2 separate regions of the Mus musculus genome follow, and region 1 is linked to region 2. The links are chromatin loops, found by intact Hi-C in ENCODE. Cell type or tissue: left cerebral cortex. All regions are shown on one strand. Each heading gives the region's core, and the rest is flanking DNA. Links, peaks and the distances in the headings are about the cores only. Region 1 holds the start of Mt3 (metallothionein 3). Region 2 holds the start of Bbs2 (Bardet-Biedl syndrome 2 (human)).

Region 1 (2,805 bases), core at 268-2,767, 54 kb before region 2:
GCACTTGAAAAAGAGACCAGTCTTGGGTTCATGTTGTGCATGGGATTTATTCACACCCCGGAGCAGGCAGCCGGCGGGGGGGGGGGGGGGGGGGAAGACAACAGTTGTGCCCCACCAGGGACACCCAGCACTATTTACATAGGCTGTGTGGGAGGGTCTGGGTCCTCACTGGCAGCAGCTGCATTTCTCGGCCTCTGCCTTGGCCCCCTCTTCACCTTTGCACACACAGTCCTTGGCACACTTCTCACATCCGGCAGGGCAGCAGGAGCAGCAGCCTGTAGATAAAATGTGTGTGTGTGTGCGCGGGCGCACATATGTGCCCAGTCTGATGTCGGCATCTGTCTCCATCAAAGGGCAGAGGAAAGCAGTATGGGAGGCTGGACAGTCATCAGGCTTTGCCCAGGACAGGTGGCTCTCCCTTCATACTGCCACATCAGGTCTGACTCAGCATCCATGGTACTGCAGTGACTGCCGGGCCTCTGTAGAGAGTCACCCTATAACTAGCACACAGCTCTTTGGGTGGGTGCTAGGGAATTCCCTGGGAATGCTGGGCTCAGGCCTGGGCCAGAGGGAGAGTTAGGTCTGGTGGAAAAGGCAAGCCAATGTAAAAGGTACTGAGACGGAATTGCAGCAGGGAAGGGGCAGGGATAATGTCGAGGCCAGCACATCCGTGAGATCTATGCATAGCCACACTCGAGAAGAAGAAAGCGCTGGTCCTACCTCTACACCTCACCCCAAGCATATTACATCGCTGAAATCTGGAAAGAGCAGATTGAGGAGACCCCACAAAGCCTAAGAAGGGCCAAGGCACTACAACTTTAAAGCTGACCCCCCCATTCTTCCTTGGGGATCCTCGGGCTCTGGAAAAATCGAAGAGTGGGGCTCAGCTTTCAAAGCGGCTATCTTAATAGCTTCCGGAAATTCATCAAAATATCCCCCTTACATTGGGTTAATTAACATTGGTTGTAATAGCCTCGGTATCTGAAGGTCTGCAGCAGGAAGCTTTGCTTCATAGTGTCTGGTGGGGGTGGGGTGGGCGCGGCGGGAGGTTATGGCAGGGGTTGGGGGTGGGGGGGTGCACTCACTCTTCTTGCAGTTCGTGCATTTGCAGCCCTTGCACTTGCATTTGTCCGAGCAGGTGCAGGAACCACCTAAGAGAGCACACGAAGAATTATACTAGGGAAACCTGGCGTCCCCATGCCTAAATGAAGATTATCATCATCACAGGGTTAAAGATGGGGGTAGGGGGAAGGGACTCCTCCCCCAAATGTCCTTGAGTGAAGACAGAGGAGTGGGTTCTTTGCCAGGAAAGGGCAAAGTGCTGCAGGAGGGGGAAGGGGCTCACCAGTAGGACAGGGGCAGGTCTCAGGGTCCATATCCAGTCCAGCAGCCGCCGTAGCTTGGTTCCTCCCGGCAAGCGGATGCGCTACGTAGCCAGGGCAGCAGGTGGCAAGGCTTTTATAGCCCCAGGCGGGGGCGCGCAAGCAGCGACTTGGCGCCCGCCCCTATGCACGCACAGCGCCTGCTCTCCGTGTGTGTGCACTGCTGTCCCGAGTCTCCACTGAGTGTAGGACCAAAGTAGCCTGTCCGCTGTCCACTCCTTGCCACTGCAGCCGTCTCCCTGAAGGTGCCTGCGCAGTACCATCTTTGCAAGTTGAGAGAGACAAATTAGTATTGCCCCTTCCCGTAGGTTCTTCTCCCTCTTCTCCCAGATTGTCTTGATCAGTTTGGTCCAAACGGGATGCTGAGCAGTGAGCCTGCTGCTGATCATCTCAGCAGCAGCAGCAGCAGCAGCAGCAGCAGCAGCAAAGATGCTCCCAAGATGCTTGAAGAAGGCTAGAAAGGGGAGACCTGACAGATCCTACCTGACACCTGCAGTTTGGTGGGAAGACTCGTGGCCTTTTCTGTCCCAATATTTCCTATAAAGCCCTTCTACAGGACCCTGAGCACCTCCTTAGCCCAGATAAATTTTACAGAGACACCCACTAGGGACCACCATTCTCTGTTTGGAGGTAGTTCGAGGTTGCTTCTCTTTGTTATTGAGACAGAGTCTTAGGTAGTCCAGTCTAGTCTTTTTTTTTATGTAACCAAGGAATTATACAAATTGTTTTGCAGCCAAGGAAGACCTAAACTCTTAATCCCTTCTGTATCCACCTGCCAGCTGCTGGGATCAAAGGTGCACACCACCGATGCTAGCTTTATTTTTTATTTATTTTGTTTAACTTATTTTTGAGATGGGAGTATCTCAAACTCTTAATCCTCTTGTAGCCCAAGCTGGCTGCTTTGAACTCAGGGTTCTCCTGTCTCAATCTCTTGAGTGCTGGGATAATGAATGTGCAACACCATACTTGGCCTCAGGGTTAGGCTGTCAGGGGTGGGATGGGGTGGGATGCCCTGGGACGAGGTGGGATGCAGTGGTGAGATACCCAGCCCTACTCTAATCGTCCATCAGACAGAACTGAGCTTCTATTCCAAATCTGAGCTGAACAAGTGGACTTCAAAATGGCTTGGCCAAGGAGGGGTGTGTTGGGGTATGTGACGGTGCACATGCAGGTACAGACCAGAGGACGACATTGGTGTCCTCTATCACCCTTTGCCTCACTGCCTCGAGATGGAGTCTCTGGCTGAACTGGATGCTTGCTGGTCAGCAAGGGTGGCAGGCTGGGGGTTCCCTGTCTTGCTCCCCCTCTCCCGGTGCTGCGGTACTAAGCATGTGCAGTTGTGCCTGACTTTCATGTGGATGCTGAACATCAGAACTCAGCTCCTCATGCTTGCATAGCAAGTGTACGTACCAACCGGGTTCTT
Region 2 (2,746 bases), core at 247-2,746:
AGGACCAGACAGTTTGAAGCAGTTGAAGTTTCCTGAGATTTTGGTCACCAAGATGGCTCAGCAGGTTAAAAACAACATGGCTGATGACATGAGTTTGGTCCCTAGAACACATGGTATTGTTTTACACACACACACACACACACACACACACACACACCATATACCATACATAATTAATGTAATGTAATATGCTATACTATAATATAAGCATAACGGGGAGGGGCTGGGAAGGAGTTTAAAAGAGAGGATAGGTGCTAAGGGATAGAATAATACATAGCCAAAAGCTTGGATGTGGGTTTCAAGAGGGAACGACTCACTTAGTATCTTATCAGCTACATAGACTGCTTAGTAGCTCTAGTTATATCTCAATGGGCTGTTAGGAATTCCACCCCACTCCCATCTTCTTTCTCTCTTTTGTTTTACTTTGAAAATTAGCTTACAAAGTAGCAGGTCTTTTATGACATTTTCATGCATACTATGGCTGGCTGATCCTTCTCACCTGCTAGTTCCTTTCTTCTACTCCCCCCCCCCCCCCCCCCCCCCCCCCCCCCCCCGCACATTTACTCTTCTTTCTTTCCCTTCTTTTTGATGAATACGTTTATAAGGTGACTTCACCGGTGCTTTGAGTAGAGTTTGCAATTTGCTAAGATGAACCGACTTGTCACAAGGATGTAAAGAGTTAAGTCACATCATTTATTTAAGTAGGGTTTCTTGTGAGGTCCCTAGCAAATTACAGATTTACAGCTGGCAAAGGAGAAAGGCCATGTCCGTTTAGTACTTAAGCAGGATTCAGTGCTTTTTCAACATTCTTAGTTGAAAGTCTTTTCATATAAAGGGCATGTTGTCTCTAGCTGAGCAACTTTGTACAAATGCTAATTGTCCTGAAAATCTTGACTCAGCTGGTGGAGCGCCTTAACTGGACTTGGGAGAGAAGTACTCTTTCCCTTCCCATGTCCCTCAACTTTGCATCGTTCTCTACTGCTTTATATTTACCACCTAAACTATTTAAATAAACTATACTCTTTACTTTTATCTTGAGGGGATTATTATTTTCGGGTTACTATTGACGTTTGCCTGGGCATAACAGCTAAAGCAAGGGATACACTAAGCACTTTAACGTTAGTTTTGTTTTGTTTTTTTAATCGTGCGTGTGCATGTCCTTGGAGCTGGTTTTCTGCTTCCAACTCGGGTCATCAGGGTTGGTATCAAGTGTCTTCACCCACTTAACTATCCGCCCCGTAAAGCCTTAGTTCTTGAACGAATGAAAGGGTGACATAGTGTGTGGCGTGTACGGGGTGCAGCTTGGCTGACACGCTACAGAGAATCCTGGGGAGGTACTGGCTTAGACACCGCCATCCCAGACGCCAAGGTAAGGCTTCATCTAACACTAATTTACAGCCGCAGTCCGAGGACAGACAAAGAACGCAGGCCAACCAGGCACGACGCCACTGCGCAGTCGCAGGAGCTAGTTGGGACTTGCGTAGCTCTGCCGCTGGGAGGGTCCGCGCAGGCGTAGAGAGAGTTGGCGACACCGATCGCGCTCTAGTCTGCGCTTCCGGCGCCGGGCCTGTGGCGTTCCGCAGTCCTGCGTGTATTTACCTCCTACTCCTCATCCGCTGCTAGGCAACCGGCCGGCCAAGCTGCTTGCCTTGCGCCTGCGTCGGGCATCTGTCTTCCGCCCCTAGCTGGCGCCATCATGCTGCTGCCTGTGTTCACTCTGAAACTGCGCCACAAAATCAGCCCCCGCATGGTGGCCATAGGGCGCTACGACGGGACTCACCCGTGCTTGGCTGCCGCCACCCAAGCGGGCAAGGTAACCGCTCCCACCCGGACTCCTGCCTCCTCCAGATCCCGCCCCTCACGCTGCCCCGCCCCCTGCCCGCATTGCCTGGCAACCGGTCGCCGCTGTCCTTGGCTCCAGTCCCATCAAAGTGGGATTTCAAAGAACAGCTTTGTAGCAGTGACGTTTTTTATCACCAGGTTCTCAGTGTTGAACAGTATTGAGGACAGATCAGGAACCTAGGGAAAAGAAGTCTCAAGAAAAAGGAGCGCTTGTCCAGGAGTAGCAGCGATTGCTGACTCCAGATTCATGCCCAGGGCCTCTGCTTGCCTCCAGGATTCTCTTCCATATTTGCCTCTTTACAGTGGAGGAAGCGGGTGGGGTGGGGACAACAACCCAATGTTAAATTCAGATTGTAGTTTTGGTCCTTGATCACGTACATTCAGATCTTATCCCCATAACCTAAGTGTTCATTAAATGGTTATTATGAGCCACATACTGAGAAAGGGGTGTCAGGGTCACAGATAAAAAAAAAATTCAGATTTAGACCCAGTTTGCAAACAAAAGAAATTGTGAAAGTGAGATTGAATTCTTGTTGTTAGACTCAGCAGGTATGCCAGGTACACAATTGCATTTGTGTAAGGAGTTTTCAAGACACTGCCATGTGTGTTGTATGTTACCTTATATGCTACTTCTAGGGTTCCGTAGCAGGAACATAAGGATTCGTTTAAATGGGTTATGATTTCATAAACTGGTATGGTGAAGTAAAATGCTGAACATTCGTCTTGGTATGTGATGCTACTAGTTAAGAGGCGCTACCAGTCCTGAGGTAGTGCTACACATTTGTTATTTTATCTGTTCAAGAGATTGGGATCATAAGTTCAAAGCTAGCCTGGGCAACATAGGAAGACCCTGTCTCAAAATTAAAATTTTAGAAGAAGGGAGTTCTTTGTCCAATTGTCACTT

What was found. A loop is a pair of places that touch in the nucleus more often than their neighbours do. Peaks named below come from ENCODE experiments on the same cell type or tissue, not always from the same donor. Only the 100,000 strongest peaks of a DNase experiment are listed, where the experiment ranks them.
Region 1: a loop joins it to region 2, with 4 times the contacts of the local background. A loop is called at or near these places in 12 of 42 quality-filtered maps.

Annotation. Positions count from the first base shown.
Region 1 is chr8:94,151,371-94,154,175 of GRCm38, reverse strand. Mt3 (metallothionein 3) reads right to left here and starts at 1,569. Exons shown (of 3, transcript NM_013603.2): 1 at 1,346-1,569; 2 at 1,086-1,151; 3 at 28-275. The coding sequence starts at 1,376. The coding sequence ends at 166. In left cerebral cortex, for the core only: a CTCF peak has its summit at 1,438 (motif pointing right); DNase peaks (open chromatin) are centred at 486 and 1,461; H3K4me3 peaks cover 1,688 bases; H3K27ac peaks cover 1,810 bases.
Region 2 is chr8:94,097,303-94,100,048 of GRCm38, reverse strand. Bbs2 (Bardet-Biedl syndrome 2 (human)) reads left to right here and starts at 1,540. Exons shown (of 17, transcript NM_026116.3): 1 at 1,540-1,813. The coding sequence starts at 1,697. Gm39226 (a long non-coding RNA gene) reads right to left here and starts at 507. Exons shown (of 2, transcript XR_879106.1): 1 at 1-507. In left cerebral cortex, for the core only: CTCF peaks have their summits at 1,477 and 1,678; DNase peaks (open chromatin) are centred at 920 and 1,556; H3K4me3 peaks cover 1,688 bases; H3K27ac peaks cover 1,990 bases.